Regions from separate parts of the Homo sapiens genome. Here region 2 is linked to region 1. A link is a loop called in an ENCODE intact Hi-C map of the cell type or tissue named here. Cell type or tissue: heart right ventricle. All regions are shown on one strand. Links, peaks and the distances in the headings refer to the core of each region. The heading gives the core; the rest is flanking DNA.

Region 1 (10,959 bases), core at 1,784-9,783:
TTTTGTGTCTCTATCTCCTTCAGTTCTGCCCTGATCTTAGTTATTTCTTGTCTTCTGCTAGATTTTGAATTTTTTTGCTGTTGCTTCTCTAGTTCTTCTAATTTTGAAGTTATGTTTTCGATTTTAGATCTTTCCTGCTTTCTCTGATGAGCATTTAGTGGTGTAAACTTCCCTCTACACAGTGCTTTGAATGTGTCCCAGAGATTCTGGTACATTGTGTCTTCATTCTCATTGGTTTCAAAGAACATCTTTTTTCTGCCTTCATTTCATTATTTACCCAGTAGCCATTCAGGAGCAGGTTGTTCAACTTCCATGTAGTTGTGCAGTTTTAAGTGAGTTTCTTAATCCTGAGTTCGAATTTGATTGCACTGTGATCTGAGAAACTGTTTGTTATGATTTCTGTTATCTTGCATATGTTGAGGAGTGTTTTCCTTCCAATTATGTGGTCAATTTTAGAATAAGTGTGATGTGGTGCTGAGAAGAATATATATTCTGTTGATTAGGGGTGGAGAGTTCTGTAGATGTCTATTAGGTTTGCTTGGTCCAGAGCTGAGTTCAGGTCCTGAATATCCTTGTTAATTTTCTGTCTTGTTGATCTGTCTAATACGGACAATAGGGTGTTAAAATCTCCCACTATTAGATTGTGTGGGAGTTTAAGTCTCTTTGTAGGTCTCTAAGAACTTGCTTTATGAATCTGGGTGCTTCTGTATTGGGTGCATATATATTTAGGATAGTTAGCTCTTCTTGTTGCATTGATCCCTTTACCATTATATAATGCCCTTCTTTGTCTCTTTTGATCTTTGTTGGTTTAAAGTCTGTTTTATCAGAGATTAGGATTGCAACTCCTGCTTTTTTTCATTTCCATTTGCTTGGTAAATATTCCTCCATCCATTTATTTTGAGCCTGTGTGCCTTGCATGTGAGATGAGTCTCCTGAGTACAGCACACTGATGGGTCTTGACTCTTTTTTCAGTTTGCCAGTCTGTGTCTTTAATTGGGGCATTTAGCCCATTTACATTTAAGTTTAATATTGTTATGTGTAAATTTGATCCTGTTATTATGATGCTAGCTGGTTGTTTGCCTGTTAGTTGCAGTTTCTTCATAGTGTTGATGTTCTTTACAATTTAGTATATTTTTACAGTGGATGCTACTGGTTGTTCCTGTCCATATTTAGTGCTTCCTTCAGGAGCTCTTGTAAGGCAGGCCTGGTGGTGACAGAATATCTCAGCATTTGCTTGTCTGTAAAGGATTTTATTTCTCCTTCACTTATGAAGCTTAGTTTGGCTGGATATGAAATTCTGGGTTGAAAATTCTTTTCTTTAAGGATGTTGAATATTGGGCCTCACTCTCTTCTGGCTAGTAGAGTTTCTGCAGAGAGATCCGCTGTTAGTCTGATGGGCTTCCCTTTGTGGGTAACCCAACCTTTCTCTCTGGCTGCGCTTAACATTTTTTCCTTCATTTCAACCTTGGTGAATCTGACGATTATGTGTCTTAGGGTTGCTCTTCTCGAGGAGTGTTGTTGTGCTGTTCTCTGTATTTCCTGAATTTGAATGTTGGCCTGTCTTGCTAGATTGGAGAAGTTCTCCTGGATAATATCCTGAAGAGTGTTTTCTAGCTTGGTTCCATTCTCCTTGTCACTTTCAGGTACACCAATCAAACGTAGATTTGGTCTTTTCACATAGTCCCATATTTCTTGGAGGCTTTGTTCATTCCTTTTTATTCCTTTTTCTCTAATCTTGTCTTTGCTCTTTATTTCATTAAGTTGATCTTCAATCACTGATATCCTTTCTTCCACTTGACCAATTCGGCTGTTGAAACTTGTGTATGCTTCACAAAGTTCTCGTGCTGTATTTTTCAGCTCCATCGGGTCATTTATGTTCTTCTCTACACTGGTTATTCTAGTTAACAATTTGTCTAACCTTTTTTTCAAAGTTCTTGGCTTCCTTGCATTGGATTAGAACATACTTCTTTAGCTTGGAGGAGTTTGTTATTACCCACCTTCTGAAACCTACTTCTGTCAGTTCGTCAAACTCATTCTCCATCCAGTTTTGTTCCCTTGCTGGCGAGGAGTTGTGATCTTTGGAGGAGAAGAGACCTTCTGATTTTTGGAATTTTCAGCCTTTTTGTGCTGGTTTATCCCCATCTTTGGATTTATCTACCTTTGGTCTTTGATGTTGGTGACCTTTGGATGGCATCTTTGAGTGGACGTGCTATTCCTTTCTGTTAGTTTTCCTTCTGACAGGCTCCTCTGCTGCTGGTCTGCTGGAGTTTGCTGGAGGTCCACTCCCGACGCTGTTTGCCTTGGTATCAGCAGCGGAGGCTGCAGAACAGCAAAGATTGCTGCCTGATCATTCCTCTGGAAGCTTCTTCCCAGAGGGGCACCTGCCAAATGCCAGCTAGAGCTCTCCTGTATGAGGTGTCTGTTGGCCCCTACTGGGAGTTTTCTCCCAGTGAGGATACACGGCGGTCAGGGACCCACTTGAGGAGGCAGTCTGACCTTCAGCAGAGCTCGAACGCTGTGCTGGGAGGTCCACTGCTCTCTTCAGAGCTGCCAGGCAGGGATGTTTAAGTCTGCTGAAGCTTCGGCCACAGCTGCCCCTTTCCCCAGGTGCTCTGTCCCAGGGAGCTGGGGATTTATCTATAAGTCCCTGACTGGGGCTGCTGCCTTTTTTTCAGAGATGCCCTGCCCAGAGAAGAGAAATCTGGCAGTCTGGCCACAGCGGCCGTGCTGAGCTGCAGTGGGCTCTGCCCAGTTCGAACTTCCCCGTGACTTGTGACTTTGTTTACACTGTGATTGTAAAACCACCTACTCAAGCCTTAGCAATGGCGGACGCCCCTCCCCCCACCAAGCTCCATTGTCACAGGTTGACCTCAGACTGCTTCTGTGCTGGCAGCGAGAACTTCAAGCCAGTGAATCTTAGTTTGCTGGGCTCCATGGGGGTGGGACCCACTGAGCCAGGCCACTTGGGTCCCTGGCTTCAGCACCCCTTTCCAGGGGAGTGAATGGTTCTGTCTTGCTGGTGTTCCAGGTGCCAATGGGGTATGGAAAAAAAAGAACTCATGAAGTTAGTTCGGTGACTGCCCAAACGGCCGCCCAGTTTTGTGCTTGAAACCCAGGGCCCTGGTGGGGTAGGCACCGGAGGGAATCTCCTGGTTTGCAGCTTGCAGAGACCATGGGACAAGCGCAGTATCTGTGCCAGAGTTCCTCAGGTTCAGTCCCTGACAGCTTCCTTTGGGTAGAAGAGAAAATTCCCTGACCCCTTGTGCTTCACAGATGAGGTGATGCCCCACCCTGCTTCGGCTCGCCCTCCGTGGGCTGTACCCACTGTCTAACCAGTCCCAGTTGGAAATGTAGAAGTCACCCGCCTTCTGCATCCATCTCGCTGGGAGCCGCAGACTGGAGCTGTTCCTGTTCGGCCATCTTGCCAGCAATTGGTTTTTATTGCGGTTGGGGAGCAAGGCTGGAGTGGGTTTGCATGATTGGAACTTCTCACTAGCTCCGAGAGAGAAGGGCTTTTTGATTGGCTTGCCCAGGTTTGGGGCTAAAGGTAAAGGGGCATCATTGGGGCTTGAAAACTATCAACAGTTGAATATCAAAAATGGAGTTAGAGTCTTTCTAACTCATGGCATCTTCTAAAAAGTATCAGGCCCTTCAGGAAGGGTGCATCTAGAATTTCCCTTGCTTCTTTCTTGACCCCAGTGCTGACTCCTGTCATTACCCTGATCATTCCTACTCTCCTGTAGAATTTGTTTCACAATAAACAGATCAAATTAGCTTTCTTTGTTTTCAGACTTTTTGTTTAAATTTATTCTTTAAGCCTACCTGTATTCTCTCTGCCCTTCCTCCCTTTCCCTCCCCCTCTTTTCTTTTCCCCCTTTCTCTCCTCTTCTCTCCTTGTAACAATCCCATGGGGCAATCTAGACACCACTGGCTCCCCTCCCATTCTCCACTCCCCCCCCGACCCCATTTTTATGCCAGTGCTGTTAAATGTTTTTCTGTTTCCATAGCAACTCCTATAATTACCTGATGGATTCTTCCTGCCTGCTATACAGACAAAACCAGTTCACTGAGACCATGGTATTGCAATAAAGAGTTTTACTAACATGAGGCCAGCCACACAGGAGATAGAGTTATTACTCAAATCAGTCTCCCTGAAGGCTTGGAGATTAGGGTTTTACAAGGATAGTTTTGTGGGCAGGGGGCTAGGGAATGAGGAATGTTGATTGGTTGAGGATGGAATCATAGGGATGTGGAATATGGTCCTCCTGCTCTGAGTCAGCCTTTGGGTGGGGGCCACAGGACCGGTTGAGTCAGCCAGTTGTCAGAAATGCAAACATCTGAAAGGATCTCTCAAAAGACCAACCTTAGGTTCTGTAGTAGTAATGCTTCCTACAGGAGTGATTGGGAAATTTAGAAACCTTATGATCTCCCAGACAATGTCCGGTTATCTCAGGCCCCTCTGATAACCCTAACCTCATGGCTTTTCATTAGTTTTCAGAAGCAGTTTCGTTTTGGGAAAGGTTATTATCATCCTTGCTTTAATGTTAAACTATAAACTAAATTCCTCCCAAAGTTAGCTTTGCCTGTTCCCAGAAATGACAAAGGACAGCTTGGAGGTCAGAAGCAAGATGGCGTCAACTATGTCAGATTTCTCTTACTGTTCTAATTTTGCAAAGGCAGTTTCACTCCAGACATTCATTGCAGGCTGTAAAAGATGCTTTGGGTAGAAACTTGGTTTACTAAAATCTTTGGCTTATATAATTATTACATTCAGAAAATCTTGATTTCAGATCTGAAGGTTAAAGTAGGTACTTCATGGCTATAAAAAAAATGGACGTTGAATAGACTATTGCTAAAAATAGATGTCTTTATTGTCAAGATAAATTTAGTTTATGAAAGGCATTTTTCTCTGATGACTTTTTGGTATTCCAAGAAAATCAAATAGGCCCCCTAAAGGGATACTTGGTGCCTCTTAGCTTTTCAATTCCTACCTACCCAATCTTTCCATAAAAGATTTTACATCAACTCCCCAGCTCAGCCTTCAATCTAAAATGTTTTTGAAAGGAGGATAGTAGTATTTTGCGGTAATTGAGTGGTACAAAGTACTGCATATTGATTTGACCCGACTTCCTGCCCAAAACTATGCTTAACAGAGTGCTGTGTCACTGTCATTCATAAGGTCTGCCTCAGGGCAGTTGCTAAGCCATTTCTTCAGCTGTTTCCTGGCACTGCAGTGTCATCTTTCTGTGGTGTAGGAAACTTGCCCTTGACCACAAAATTGCAGTTTACTTTCCAAGCTAGTCTCTAATTCATAGCTGCTGCTTTCTAATTCTTTTGAGCCTCAGACTATTCGAAAATATGGACAGTTCGTAGTTCTGCTGCAGCAGCACAGAGAACAGCTGTATGCCTGCTTCAGCTTGGTTTATAAATACCTCACACTGTCCCTTTTGGCCCTACTTCTGTCTTTGGACAGCCAGTAATGGAAACAAACAGGACCAGCACTGGCAGGCATTTGGAAATCTTTGTTTTATTTTTAAATTTTACCTGTTCAGCCAAGTAGTCATATATCCTGCTTATGATAGGCAGAATTCTAAGATAGACCAGAATTCTAAAAATTTCTGGCCTCTAATGTACCTGTACATACATTCTCCCAATTATTCAATCAAACACCAATCTAGGTGTTGCTATAGAGGATTTTGAAACTGTAACTAAGGCCCCAAATCAATTGACCTTTGAGATAGATTTTTTTTGGGTGAGCCTGACCTAATCCACGAACCTTTAAAATCTGGCTTTAGCAATCAGAAACAGAAATGTCAGGTATTTGAGGTAAGGGAGATATTGGATGCAAGAGAGTTTCTTCGTGCTGCTTTTGAAAATGGTAGGGTCATATGGCAAAAGACTGAAAGCAACCCGAATTTTATCAACAACCAGAATGAACTTAAAAGAACTTTGAGCTTCAGATGAGGACACATCTTGCTGACACCTGCATTTCCTTGTGAGACCTCGAGCAGATAAACCAGGCATTCTTACAGAATTGTAAGATAATGAACGGGCATTGCTTTAAGCCTCAAAGTTTGTGGTAATTTGTTACATAGTATAGAAAAGCAACACATTGTGAGTTTACAAATGGTCATGTACTTTCCATGGTCTAGATTCTGCTCATGTCACCAAAGGAACGGAGGATGGTGAGGAGGAAGGCAAGCTGTTCACAGACCTATGAGGTCTGTGAGCAAGTCTGTCCAAGGAGTGCCCGCTCCCTTTGCTTCCTGTGGTGTGGACTGCCCAGAGCTAGAGGCAGCCTGCCCTGTTTGAGCACGCAACGACTAAAATAGCCTGCTGATGTCCTTCCTGACAGCTTCCCTCTGTTCTTGTTACTCCAAGCTACTTTGAACAACATAAGTAGATGACTCATCTCCTCTGAGCAAGGGTTCATTCATTTCTATGGGATGTGGCCCATGCCTTTCCTCTTTGATCCCTGGAAGAAAGGGCAGGGCCAGCCTCAGAAGCATTGCAGATCAAGCATTCTGATCCACTCCTGCTTCCAGGCTCCTAGCACTTCCACACTTGTCTCTTTTCCCCACAGCCCTCTCCTGCAGGAGGCCACCTCCAATCCTGTCTTCTTGAAGGATACCCCAAATTACCTGTCCATTATGTATCCTGTCTTCTTTATCTTAGCTGAGATTGATTGTACTAAAGTTACACAAGGAAAAACATTGAGAAGGAATTCACAGGGATGTGCATGAATGGTTGCCAGTTAGCCTGAAGTCTATTTGAATTGTAAAAGCATTTTTTTTCTTAAGAAAGCATACAGTTGGTGAACTTTCAGGATGCAAGGAGGATGTTTTTATTTCTGTGCGCTGTTGTTTTCTACGTAAATGTCTATATGAAGCTTGAGGAAGAAGACTTTTATCTTCTATATTGTATCGATTGAGCTTCCTGCAGTATCGTGGCTGTAGTTTGAGGCCCCTTGTGGTTTGTACCCATTTCCCTAATTGTTTCATGGTGTCGTAACCCCACCTGGGATTGATGAGCCTGTCATTTAAAGGATCTGAGTCTCCACGGAGGCAAGAGGAATTCAACAATTTGAGTGCTTCTTGGTTTGAGGAGTTCTACTGTCTAACTCCAAATATGTTCTTACAGACCTTTTCTGGATACCTATCTATCACTGCCTCAGGACCCAAACCCTGTTCCCACTTTTTGTTGTTGTTGTTGTTCTGAACTGTTAGGCCACAGAATGATTGTGGACCTCATAATGTGCAATCTACAGAACGTCAGCCACAGAATGATTTTTGGCCAGGATTTTGCTTCCCTGGGTAAAGCAGAGAAACTCTCCTGTGGGATCCTACCTCTCCAGTGCAGTCTGTGGGCACGGCTTTCCTAGTTAGTAAAAAAAATAAAGTAACTAGCATGATGATAGACTTTAACTCTATCAATAATTGCATTAAATATACATAATCTAAACACATCAATTAAGAGACCAAGATTGTCACATTGAATAAAAAAGCGAGACACAACTAGCAGAAAACCTACATATATGTGTGTGTGTGTATATATATAAAGACATAGACAATATTTTATATATAGATAGATAGATAGATAGACATAGACAAGTTAAAAATAAAAGGATGGAAAAGATATTACCATGTAAACACTAACCAAAAGAACCGTGAAAGGGCTGTGTTAATTTGGACAAAGTAAACTTCAGAACAAGCACTATTACTGGGAATAAAGGGGGATATTACATAAATATAGAGGGGTTAATTTAGATACACAAAAATAACAACTCGAAATATGCATGCATCTAACAATGGAGCTTCCGAATACTTGAAGCAAATATACCCTTAGGGCATGGGATTTTAAGAATGGAGTAAGGAGCTCAATGGACCACCTCAACAGACAGTACTTTAACTAATGAGAATTATTTTTTAAAAAGTTATTAAAGTTGCAGGAAATTATTCATTCAAAAAAATGTTGTAAATCTTCATAAGAACAGTGGCAGTCTCTGGCATTTGGGCTACAACCTATTCTATTATGCTCCCCACCACATACCCCTCAAGCCCCAGCTCCTTGTTATAGAAGCTCCCTCTAACCCCAGTTTATACTCTGGGACTGCAGTTTCACCCTGAGAAGGGAGGGCTGCTAGCATTTCTCATCATCTCCAACTTTATGTTGCAGAAGTTCTATTTCAGGCACATTTCAGAAAGGACTGGGTCTCTCTTCACCCACCCCACTCTAGGACAGATGCTGTATCCCAGATGCAGCAGGCCTGAAACCTGGGGAACCCAATCTTGCTCACCTCACTAGTAGGATAAGTTCCACACTAGGAAGAGCAAGCTGAGAAGACCAGGGTCTACCACCCCTTCCCCAGTGACCACTACTTGTACAGCAGGGCATCACTAGGGGAAAAGCATATCAGACAACACAGACTTTAAAACCAAAAAGTTACTACAAATAAAGATGGACATTTTATGATTACAAAAGGGTCAATCCAGGGAGATATAACAATTATAAACATATATATATATAACTAATAACAGAGACTCACCCAAAATATATGAAGCAAAACTGCCAGAACTGAAGGGAGAAATACACAATGCGACAGTAATAATGACAGTCTTCAGTATCCCCATTTTCAATAATGGCTATACCATCTAGGCAGAAGATAAAGATATAGAAGACTTGGAAAAAGTATAAACCAACTTGACTTGTAGACATCTGTAGAACACCATGCTCAACAACAGAATACTTATTCAGCTCAGGCATATGTAGAATGTTCTCCAAGATAGACCATATGCTAATCCATAATACAAACACTAGTAATTTTAAATGGATTTAAACAATACAGGCTGAACATTCCTAATCTGAAAATCCAAAATGCTCCAAAATCTGAATTTTTTTGTGTGCCAACATGATGCTCAAAGGAAATGCTTATTGAAGAATTGCAGATTCTCAGATTAGGGTTGCTTAACTGATAAGTGTAATGCAGATATTTCAAAATCTGAAAAAATCTGAAATTCAAAACACTCATGGTTCCAAGCATTTCAGGTAAGAGGGATACTCGTCCTGTACAAAGTATGTTCTCTGTCTTAATTTTCTACTGAAATAAATTGGAAATCAAAAAAGTCTTGGGATAATAAACATACTCCTTAATAATCAGTGAATCGAATAAATCAAAAGGGAAATTAGAAAATACTTCGAGATGAACAAAAACAAAACATATCAAAACTTACGGGATGCAGCAAAAACATTGCTGGGAAGGAAACATATACACACCAAAATATCTCAAATCAGAAACTTAACCTTCTCCCTAAAAAAACTAGCAAAAGAGCCAACTAAAGCAAACAGAAATAATAAAAACTAGAGGAAATAAATAAAATACAGAATAGAAAAACATAACAAAATCAACAAAACCAAAAGTTGGTTCTTTGAAAAGATCGAATTGTCAAACCTTTAGCTATACTGACCAGGGAATAAACAGAAAAGACTCAAATTACTAAAATCAGGAATGTAGGAGGTGACATTACTGTCAACTTTATAGAAAGAAGATTACAGGGCAATTTTATGAACAACTGTATGCTAATTCATTAACTTAGTTGAAATGGACAGATTTCCGGAAAGACCCAAAATACACAAACTGACTCACGGAGAAATAGAAAATCTGAATAGACTTATAACAAGTGAAATGTTTGCATTAGTCATTTAAAAACTTGCCAGAAAGTGGCTGGGCACGGCGGCTCACGCCTGTAATCCCTGCACTTTGGGAGGCGAGGCAGGCGGATCACGAGGTCAGGAGATCGAGACCATCCTGGCTAACGGTGAAACCCCACGTCTACTAAAGATACAACAAAAATTAGCCAGGCGTGTTAGTGGGCACCTGTAGTCCCAGCTACTCGGGAGGCTGAGGCAGGAGAATGGCGTGAACCCAGGAGGCGGAGCTTGCAGTGAGCCGAGATCGTGCCACTTCATTCCAGCCTGGGTGACAGAGCGAGACTCCATCTCAAAACAAAACAAAACAAAAACTTGCCAGAAAGCAAGCCCTGCTCCACATAGCTTTACTTAAGGATTCTATGAAACAATCAAAGAAGAATTAATACCAATTATTCCCAAACTCTTCCAAACAATAGAAAGGGAAACAATTCCCAGCTTAGTCTGTTAGATCTGTATTACCCTAATACCAAAACCAGACAAAGACACTACAAGAAAATATAGACAAATACTTCTGCTGAATATAGACGCAAAAATCCTCCACAAAATGCTAATAGATTATAAAAAGAATCTAGTGTACACCATGACCAAGTGACATTTATCTCAAGAATGCAGGGTTGGTTTAACATTGAAAAAATCAATACAGGGAAAACCAATAATCAAGTCAATAAACACAGAAAAAACATTTGAGATAATAACATCCTTTCATGATAATAATGCCTAACAAACTAGGATAGACGGGATTTTCTTCAACCTAATAAAGAGCATCTATGATAACCTGAAGGCTGACATCGTACTTAATGGTGAAAGAATGAAAAAATTCCCCCTACATCAAGAACAACACAAGGAGATCTATTCCTGTCACTTCTCTTCAACATTCTGTTCCAAGTTTGACCATGGCAATAGACCACATTACAATCTATCACAACATTGTGTGTGTTATCCAATTAATTTACTCCAAACATATCATGTTACTTGGGTGTGTGAACTTATGAGCTACTGTCTGGTAATGCGTATTGAGAAGGGCAGAAGGCCAAGCCCTGGTCTTTGTCTCTTCTTGTGAATTTAAAAGGAGAGATAATCCCCAAAATGGAGAGCCCCAGTTCCATACATACACATAAAAACTATTGATTGCCCCATATTTGTCACCACTCTTAACTGACAATGCTTAGGCAGAAGCATCGTGGGACAAAGGTGTCTTCCTAAATCATAGTTCAGTAGCCCTAGGACTGTGGAGGACCAGAGAGAGATGTT
Region 2 (10,959 bases), core at 2,081-10,080, 120 kb before region 1:
AATTCTTACAGTGGACCCTCATAGACATCTGCCAACAAGATTGCTTTGGGAGTAGATGTAAACTCATCTAATTGTTACTATCCAGAGTAGCAATAAGCCAAATTACTCTTGGAGGAAAATAAAATCTTTGCTAGGTGCTTGATATTTTAGGTGTTCTCTCTCTTGCCTATATGTGACTCAAGCGCTCTGATTGGCCTTGCCAGACCAAGAGGCCCTTTTCCTACAGCTGAATTTTCCCCTACGGTCTCTTGTAAGCAGCATCTGGCATTGTTTCGGTGACTCTGTACTTCTCGGTTCTGGTTGTGCCCTAGCTGACAGTTGCTGCTCTCCAATTGCCTGTTGGTTGTCTTCCTCCCTGTGTGTGTCTAGCTGCTGGTGCACACTGCATGTGTCCAGGGCAGAATTATCTTGCGCCACCTCCAGTTTTCAGTTTTTTATTAATGCTATGATTATTCTGCCTGCCCCACTGGATTCAGTTTTGACCCTTCACCAAGTGGCATCAGTGCCTGTTACATCCTCTTTTGATCACTCTCCCACTGCCTTCACCATGGGGCACTGCAGCAGCCTCTCTCCTACCGCCTTTCGCCATTTCTGTTCAGTCCTGCATGCTCCCTCTGAATTTGTGGTCTTTGTTAATCATTCATCATTCATTTTGACACCTAATTGTGTACTGCCTTGTTAGCTACTTAAATGATTTCAGGGGTGTCATTCTTCACCTAGGCTGGAATTTCTGTAGGGCAGAACCTTTGTCAACATCTGTAGTACATAAATAGCAGGCATTCAGTTTTGATTGAAAGTTTGCCTAAACTTTCATTGTAATATAATTTCATTGTGAAGTGGGTTTTTGGAAGGCATTTAATTTATTATAAATGAGAAGCTATAGTTTATGTATCTAGTAAATATAAATTCGAATAAATTTTCAAGAGTGTTTCAACCTATGACAATTTAAATTTCATAGTCACATGTTCTATCAATTGGCAATTAAATGGCAGAGTAACGTTTGACAGCCTTTATTAGGACTTTTAAAATTTTTTGCCAGTGTACTATAGTTTCATGCACAAATTTTTGTTTTAAGCTGTATTTGTGACGTAGGTGCAAAACACAGTACAAAACTATTTACAAAGCATATGAAAAAAGTGCATAGGACTTTTTATACCTGAGAACCTGAGAGTCAGAAGTACAGGTAAAATTCAGTTCTGGTGCAGATGTCATGAGGAAGTCTGCTATAGTAGGACATTGAGTAACACCAGTTTTTTCTTCCCCACATGTTGCTTTTCCTTGTAACTAAAAGGAGTTGTATACACTTATCTAAACCATCACTTTTATAACTTTTTGATTTTAAGATTTTCAGATTCTCATAAAACCCTAATCTAGAGATCATGAAACTGAGGCTTAGAGAGGTTAAGTAATATACCCAGCGTGATAGGGCTGGTAAATAGTGGAGCCAGGATTCCGCCCTAAGACATCTGTCCCTTGAGCCAAACTATGTAACCCCAAATGAGCACTTCAGGAATTAGATTTTGTTATATTGTACCAACTGCAAAAAGAACAGACTTGACAGTTCATGCAAAACCCATGTATTAGTATTCAAGTAAAATGTACTTTTTTTTTTTTTCAATCAGCCACAAGCTTTCATATCACTTTCTGTTGACTTGTTAACAGTTTAAGTAATCACAGGCCATTCTGGATCATGAAGGTTCTTAAAAGGAAACCAGTGAGTGGATAATACAGGGAAATGAATATTTGGTATTCGAAGCTACTGTCTCTTTGTTCTTGATGACTTAGATACCTGGTTGTATTGCTAAGGTTAAGCAATATTGCCTTCTGTAGATACTGCTTAGCTCCAGATTGGTGTGATGAGTTAGTCTAGACTTGTGGAATATTCTCAGAAGCTGGCCCTGGACTAACAGGAGCTGGAGATAATGCAAGGGCTGGTAGTGGCATTTGCCTCGGCAGGCAGAAATCTCTCGCAGACTTCCATTAGAGGTCCAAGGGCTCCAGAAGAAGTTCAAAGGTGCTTTGTTCTTATTAGGGCATTTTGGAATTAGGTGGTCATTAGTTCTCATCTGTAGTTCCAAATCTGTTTTGTTGTTGTTGTTTTTTAATTCCCATGTGATTACTTTTAAAACCACAGATGGAGGGTTTCTAGAAAGCCTTTGCCATTTGCCTGATTGATTTTGTTGCATACAACTCTGCCGTTTTAGGGCAGAGGTTTGATGTTTAAGAGGATCTTTTAGATGGTCAGTCATGATAGAGTATGAAACCTACGTTTTTATTTATTTTCATTTATTTATTTTCTAGAAACTTGGTGAAAAAAACACATAACAAAATACTTAACCATTTTTATATGTACAGTTCAGTGGTGTTAAGTGTATTCACGTTGTTGTGTAGCAGATCTTCAGAACTTCTTCATGTAAAGCTGGAAGTCTATACCCATTAAACAACTTCCTATTTCTCTCCCTACCCTTAATCCCCACCCCCAGGCTCCTGGTAACCACCATTCTACTTTCTGTGTTTATGAATTTGACTACTTTAGATACTTCATATAAGTAGAATAATGCAGGATTTGTGACCTGCTTATTTTACTTAGCATAATATCTGTAAGGTTAATCCATGTTGTAGGATGTGACAGTTCCTTCCTTTTTTTTTTTTTTGTTTTGTTTTTTGAAATGATGTTTTGAGAATTTATTTACAACCATTGAACACGGATGATTTTGTAAAACTGACAATTACAGGCTCCTTAAACTCACAACATACATATATTTCAATATTTAAATAGCCTGTTTTCTTCAAAAGTAATTTTCTGCTTTTTCATAAAAATATAAAAAAGACAACATTTATAGTTCCTTCCTTTTTAAGGTTGAATTATATTCCATTGTATGGATATACCACATTTTGTTTATCCATTCATCCATCCGTGGACACTAGGCTTGCTCCTACCTCTTGGCTCTTGTGACTAATGCTGTGAAGTTGAGTATGCAAATATCTCTTCAAGACCCTGGTTTCAACTATTTTGCATATCTACCCAGAAGAGAGATTTCTGGATCATGTGATAGTTCTATATTTAATTCCTTAAGCAACCACCACATTTCCATAGTGGTTGCATAATCTCAGAATCCCGTGAATAATGCACAAGGATTCCAATTTCTCCATGCCCTTGCCAACAGTTGTTTTTGTTTTGTTTTGTTTTGATAGTGGTGTGAGGTGCTATCTCATTGTGGTATTGATTTGCATTTTTCTAATGATTAATGATATTGAGCGTCTTTTCATATCCTTCTTGGGCATTTGTATATCTCCTTTGGAGAAATGTCTATTCACGTCCTTTGCCCACGTTATATTCAGGTTTTGTTGTTGTTGTTGAGTTATAGGAGTTCCTTATATATTCTGGATATTACCCCTTATCAGATGATTTGCAACTATGTTCTCCCATTTGGCAGGTTGCCTTTTCACTCTGTTGATCATATTCTTTGAACAAAAGTTTTTGTTTGATATAGTTACTTTTGCTTTTGGTGTCATATCCAAGATATCATTGCCAAATCCAATGTCATGAACTTTTTCCCTATGCTTTCTCCTAGGCATTTTATAGTTTTGGGTCTTATGTTTCGGTCTTTAACCCATTTTGAGTTAACTTTTATTTATGGTGTAAGATAAAGGGTATAACTCTATTCTTTTGCATGTGGATATCCAGTTTCTCCAGTTCCATTTGTTGAAGAGGCTGTCCTTTCTTCACTGAGTAGTCTTTGTGTCCTTGTATGAAAATTAATTGGCTATATATGCAAGGGTTTATTTCTGGACACTTTATTCTGTTTAACTGCTCTGTGTGTCTGTCTTTATGCCAGTACCAGACTATTTTGAATACTATAGCTTTGTAATATGTTTTGAAATAAGGAAATGTGAGACCTCTAACTGTCTTCTTCCTTTTCAAGATTATTTTGGCTATTTGGGGTCCCTTGAGATTCTGTATGAATTTTAGGATGCACTTTTCTACTTGCCTTGGGATTTTGGGATTTTGATAGTGATTGTGTTGAACCTATAGATCACATTGGGTAGTATTGATATCTTAACAGTATTTTAACCCATAAACTTGGGATGTCTTTCCATTTATTTGTGTCTAATTTTTTCAGCAGTGTTTTGTAGTTTTCAGTGTACAAATCTTTCACTTCCTTGGTTAGGTTTATTCCTAAGTATTTTATTCTTTTTGATGTCATTGTAAATAAAACATGCATTTTTGAACTAATGATTTTAATCAGTGTATCATTAATAGTTGTAAATACATAGTTTTTAGTAAACACTCCATATTTGAAACAAGAAAAAATGCTGCGTACTTAAGGTATTTCGTTAATTACCTGCCTATAAAATGAAAGACATTTAAGCCCTCGTTAGTTCTAACAGTTTGTGACTTTTTTTTGTTTTTGTTTTTTTGTTTTTTTGAGACAGAGACTCACTCTGTTGCCAGGCTGGAGTACAGTGGTGCGATCTCAGCTTACTGCAGCCTCTGTCTCCCGGGTTCAAGCGATTCTCCTGCCTCAGCCTCCTGAGTAGCTGGGACTACAGGTGTGTGCCACCACGCTCAGCTAATTTTTGTATTTTTAGTAGATGAGGTTTCACGGCCAGGATGGTCTCGATCTCTTGACCTCATGATCCACCTGACTTGGCCTCCCAAAGTGCTGGGATTACAGGCATGAGCCACTGTGCCTGGCCAATTTGTGACTATTTTTTAAATCAGTTATAATGATTGCAAAGTGATATGGCAGTTTGGTTCTTGAAAGCTGATTTTTTCTGTATAGTTCTAGTATTACATTTGGATCAAAGGATGTGCTAGTTAAAAACTGTCTTGGCAGTGAAGTTTGAGAAATAGCATAGCCAACTTTATGGATTCAGGTTAATTAGTGGTTTGTATTCATGGTATGGCAAGGGCCCTACATGGATTTTCTTTTTAGAGCATGATTAAACTGGGAGCAGAAGATTTTCTAGGCAATTATTCATGGTACAAAGGTGCTCTGTGAAACCTAACTGTATTTATAAAGATCTTTGAGATAGTTTATGTTTGTCATTCCAAAAGTTATTAGGTAGAGCAGTGTACAAGAGAGGGTAGTGTGCTTTCAAACCTTTGGGCGAAATTGGACCACCTTTAGAAATGCTTCTATGGATTGGTGACATGGGCTCATCTGAAGTATTGCTTCTTGATTAGCAAATGGGAAATGAAGTAGTGGTCAGCACTACCAAGAGGTAATGTCTCTTTCAGAATGGGTGCAGCAGTGGTTATGTTTCAGATATAGGGGAGTTCTTAGGTATTTAGGGGTCCACCTCATTATTCTGGGTGGCTTCTGTTGAGTTATGGCTGGGCATGAAAATAGGTTACTGAGAATTGTTTTGAAGAGAGATGTAGGAAGGAAAAAACAGGCAAGGAATTAGGTCCAGTTTTATTGGAATCCTAGAAATTCTTGTTTAAATTGATTGTAAGAATAAAACAGATTATAAAATGCAGATTAATAAATGGTGAAAAACTGTAACCAGTCAAGAACTAACATGAGTCATCCATGTTTTGGTCTCTGTTCCTTCCTCATCTCTCTTCCCTCTCCTCACTCTTTTCCTGCCCCTATTCCCCATTTAAAAAAATAGATACTGCCAATAGTTTTCTTCAAAGGCAATCAATTCACATCTCAACCATACTGTATGCATGTGCTTACTTCCCCACACTGGCTGTTACTCTTTTCTTACCAGTCTACCAATAAAGTTGTCACGTTGTTTTAATTTATTTTAAAACAATTACTACTAAGACTGAATACTTTTATACATTTGCGACCATTTGTATTTGTGTTTGATCAGTCTTTTGTCAGTTTTCCCATTGATGTTTGAATTTTTCTTTTTGACTTAGTCTTTTGACTTTAAGGATTTAATATTTTTCTGAGTTTCTATTTGCATTTGAATTTTTTATTTTCTATTATTTTTATACCTGTCAGGCAACTCTCTTTTTTTTTTTTAAATGGTTTCTGCCTTTCTGATACCTTAACACCCCTAAAGATTATATATTCACCAATATTTTATGTCCGTGCTTCCATCTTTAAATGCAAATCTCTATTTCTTCAGTCCGTTGGCATCAGGTAGAGAATCTGTTTGTCCTCAAATCATTAGTCAGTTGCCTTAACACCACTTATTGAATTATATACAGTATTTCCTTTCATTCAAATTCTGTTATGTACTGGGATCTATTTCTTGATTTTTTTTTTCCCAGGGTATTTTTTTTTCTCATGTATATGTCTATGCATTTGTACATTTCTGTTTTAACTTTATTTTAGGTAATATAGCTTATTTATACATTTCATTAGCTGGCTTGGCAGGTCATCCCCTCTCCCTAAATGATTATTCTTCAAAAAGCAGTTTCTTATCTATCTTGTTTTTATTCCCTATGAATCCTCAAATCATTTTGTAAAGAAAATTTAAAGTTGCTATTTGCTTTTTGGTTACAATTACATTAAAACGTTAGATAAATTTGGAATTTGACATCTTTATAGGGTTTTCCATTTTGTTTGTCTTTCTCCTAAGTCTGTGTGTGTGTGTGTATATATATATATGTATTAAGTAAAACTGTATGAAATTATAATTTTTGTCAGTCCAACATAATTAACAACTTATTCAATCTAATATTAATATGTATGTTTTTATGCATTATTGCTTTGGCTAGAGCTTCAGAACATTGTTAAATAAGAGTGATGAAAAAGCAGGCATCCTTATGTTTTTCTGTTTTTTTAAGAGAAAAATACCTTAAGTGTTTCATTGTGTAGTATGATTGGGGTAGTTGGTTGAAGTTAGATGTTCTTAATAATAGGAAATTTCTTATATTTTTAAAGAGTTTTAGTTTTAAGAGTTATTAGGGACAGCTACTACATTTTATCCCATGGAGTTATTTTATGACCTTTTTACCTTAAGCTGTAGGAGCAGTCCTCTTAGCTGCACTGAACTCTCTTGGTGAATTTATACCCATGTCTGTTTTCCCTCTAGTAAACTCGTCCAGGGATACCCATTGGACTTGGGCTGCCTGCAGCTGCCAGGCTATACTCACACACTTCCACATTTGCTCCATTTAGTTAATGTGCATATTTTTATATTGTGGTTTTGTTTTTAACTAAAACTCTTTTTAAAAAGCTATTATATCGATATGATCCCTCATGAGTATTGATGTATCAATATATAGTAATTATTATAGTAATATATCATTATATATAATATATATTAATAATCCCTCATGAATAGATTAATGCCCTCCCCAGGGGGATGGGGAACTAAGTTCTCACATTTAATTTCCAAGAGAGTTCACCTGAGACCTGGTATTAAAATGAGCCTGTCACCACCCCCCTTGCCGCCATGTGATCTGCACACTCCTTTGCCTTCTAGGAGTGGAAGCAGCCTGAGGCCCTCAGCAGAAGCAGATGTTGGTACCACACTTCCTGTACAGCCTGCAGAACCATGAGTCAAGTAAACCTCTTTTCTTTATAAATTACCCAGCCTCCAGTACTCCTTTAAAGCAACTCAAATGGACTGAGACATCAGTTTGCTGTCAATTAATTTGATATTTAAAAAAAAAATACCAAGAAAACTTCTTATGGAATTAGGAAAGTTGCTGTTAAATTTTCTATGAAAAAATGAAAATGTAGAAATACTGGGAAAATTCTGGAAAAGTTATGAGGAATGACTAGCACAAGCAGTTATTAAAACTTGCTCTTAAACTATTATGTAATTGGTATAATTAGAATAAGTACTGGTATATAAATAGACAAATTAATGGAATAGAATAGAAATTCTAGTAATAGACCTAAGTATATATGGTTTATGTTAACCTACTTTTCTTCTGGGAGTCTGGAACTTTGGTATGTGTTAGGCAGAGGGGTACCGTGTGGCTAGCCCCAAGTAAAAACCTTGGGACTCTGTGTTAGTTTCCTATTGTGCCTGTAGCTAATTATCACAAGTTGAGTGGGTTAAAACACAAGTCTATTCTCTTATCATTCCAAAGGGCAGAAGTCTAAAGTCAGGGTGTGTGGCTGACTGCCACAGTTATGGTTTGAGACAATCATTACAGCAGTTAACTCCTGTTATTGCTTGAGACTGTCATTACTGCAGTTACTACTGGAGACCATCATTACAAGACTGAACGAAGGGACGAACATAGAAATGAAAAAAGACAAAAGAAACTGTTTTAAGGAAAGGCAACATGGGGAGAAGAGGAGAGCTCCCTGCTTCTAGTGATCAAAGGCAGCCCCCTTGAGCTTCTACAGTCCTTTCGTATTTATTGGGTAAAGAGCAAGGAGGAGGAGGTAACCATTGGTCAGCTGCTTAATTGATCACAGGTTCATGTTGTTACTGACAGGCTTCAGTTATGCCTAATCATGAGAAACATTTGTGCAGCCTCCATCTCCTTTTTGTTTTTAAATTAATTGAGCAAGACAATTGCAGATTATGCAGCCCTTAGTGGCGCCTAGACAGGAACTTGAAGGGACTATCAGGGACAAAAAGGGACCTGAAGAGAACTGAAGAGACCCGAAGAGACCTGAAAAACTAGTTCAGGCCATGATGGGAAGAGGGGGTCGGACATGTCTCATTATACCCTCCTCCCTTTGGAATTCAGGCACCACTTGTAGCTGACTGTCACTGCTACTACTTGAGACTGTCACTACAGCAGTTTCTACTGTTACTGTCTGAGACCGTCATTATGAGACTGAACGAAGGCACAAACGTAGAAATGATAACAAAAAACAAAAGTAATTTTTAAGGAAAGGCTAGCATGGGGAAGAAGAAGAGAGAAGAAAAGAATGAAAGGGCTCCCTGCTTCTAGTGAGCAAAGGCAACCCCTGAGCTTCTACAGCCCTTTTGTATTTATTGGGTAACAAGAGCATGGAGGAGGAGGTAACGATTGGTTGGCTGCTTAATTGATCACAGGTTCATATTATTACTAACAGGCTTCAGTTGTACCTAATTACAAGAAACATTTGTGTGGCCTCCAACAAGGGTGTTGGGGCTGTGCTCTTTCTGTAGGCTTCAGGGGAGAATCTTTTTCTGTCTTTTTTAGCTTCTAGAGGCTTCCTGAATTCCTTGGTTCATGGCCTCTGACATCACCCTTTTCCTAATCCAAACATCTTGCATATCACATTCTGTTCCTCTGAGTGTGATTATTAATATATTTGGCCCATCTGACTAATCTGGGATAATCTCCCCATCTCAAAATCCTTAATTTAATCACATCTACAAAATTCCTTTTGCCATGTAAGGTAACATTCACAGCTTCCTGGGATTAGGACATGGACATTTTGGGGAGTCATTATTCAGCCTACCACAGACATTGAGTTTCTAATGAGCTTTCTTGATAGATGTGACACCAAAAGCACAAACAACAAAAGGGGAGAAAATAGATAAAGTAGACATCAAAATTTGAAAGTTTTGTGCTTTAAAAAGCCCTATAAAGAAAGCAGAAAACCCACAGAATGGAAGAAAAATTTTCGCAAATCATGTATCTGATAAAGGGATATGTATCTAGAATGTATAAAGAACTCATAACCTCAGTTACAACAGACAGTGCAATTAAAAAATGGGCAGGGGATCTGAATAGGCATTTCTCCTAATAAAGATATATAATAAACGTATGAAAAGATGCTCTACATCATTAGCTATCAGAGAAATACAAATGAAAACCAAAATGAGATTCCATTTCACACCCACCAATATGGCTACGATCAAACAGATGGATAATAAATGTTGGCAAGGGTGCGGAGACATTGGAATGTCTTGTTGCTTTATGGGTAACATAAGATGGTGCAGCTGCTTTGGAAAACAGTTTGGTAGGTCCTGAAAATACGGAGTTACTGTATGACCCACAGTTATGCTCCTTAGTATATACTCCAAAGAAACGAAAACACAAAAACTTGCACATAAAAACTTGTGCAGGAACATTCATAGCAGCATTATTTATAGTAGCCAAAAAGTGGAAACAACTGAAATGTTTGAAGAATAGATCAAATGGAATATTATTCAGCCATAGAAATGAGTGAAGTATTATTATGAATGCTTGTTACAACACAGGTGAACCTTGAAAACATTGTGATAAGTGAACAAAGCCACTCACAAAAGACCATATAAGACCATAGAAGCCATTTATATGAAATGTCCAGAATAGGCAAATCCACAGAGACAAAATAGATAACATGGTTGTCTAGAACTATGGAGAGCAGTGTAGGGAGTGACTGATGATGGGTACAAGGGTTTTTCTTTGGGATGGTGGTTGAACAACTCTGAATACACTGAAAACTATGCATTATATACTTAAAATGGGAGCTGTTATTAAACAAGTTTTATTAAAAATTGATAGGCTTTTCATCTAAGGGGGAAAAAACCTAAATGAGATACCATTTCTCACTTATTTGGGTGGCAAAGTTCTAAAAGCTTCACAACACTTTCGATGAGACTGCAGGAAAGCACGTGTTCTCACACCTTGTTAGTTGGAATGCAAAAAAGATACAACCTTAATGGAAAGAAGTTTGGCACAGTGTCTAACAAAATTACATATATGTTACGGTTTTCACCTAGCAATCTCATTTTTAGGAATTGGCTGTTTTAACAATACAAATACATATATATAAGGTTATTCATAGCATGATGATTTGTGAATGAAAACTATTGGAAATGACCTAAATGCCCCTATATAGTTGAATAAATTGTTACATCCACATAATGGATCATTATGCACCTTAAAAAAGAATGAGGAAAACCTCTAGAATATGCTTTTTAGTGATTTCCAAAGTATATTGATAAATGAAAGCAGCAAGGTTATAAAGAGTGTATGTGTGTGGATAGCTACCTTAACAGATTTTTAAACTTTTTTTTTTTTTTTTTTTTTTTTTTTTTTTTTTTTTTTGGTGTGTAGTTCTGTGAGTTTCAGCACATGTATAGATTTGAATAACCACTACCATA

The links. Peaks named below come from ENCODE experiments on the same cell type or tissue, not always from the same donor. Only the 100,000 strongest peaks of a DNase experiment are listed, where the experiment ranks them.
Region 2: a loop joins it to region 1, with 1.9 times the contacts of the local background. A loop is called at or near these places in 18 of 110 quality-filtered maps.

The regions. Positions count from the first base shown.
Region 1 is chr2:97,864,941-97,875,899 of GRCh38, reverse strand. All of the region lies in intron 4 of TMEM131 (transmembrane protein 131), which reads left to right. Among named protein-coding and RNA genes, the nearest start is that of TMEM131, 130 kb to the left of the region's middle. In heart right ventricle, for the core only: no CTCF peak of the experiment used is centred there; a DNase peak (open chromatin) is centred at 6,289; H3K27ac peaks cover 3,573 bases.
Region 2 is chr2:97,980,973-97,991,931 of GRCh38, reverse strand. The region is part of intron 1 of TMEM131 (transmembrane protein 131); the gene reads left to right. Among named protein-coding and RNA genes, the nearest start is that of TMEM131, 9.5 kb to the left of the region's middle. In heart right ventricle, for the core only: no CTCF peak of the experiment used is centred there; no DNase peak of the experiment used is centred there; H3K27ac peaks cover 866 bases.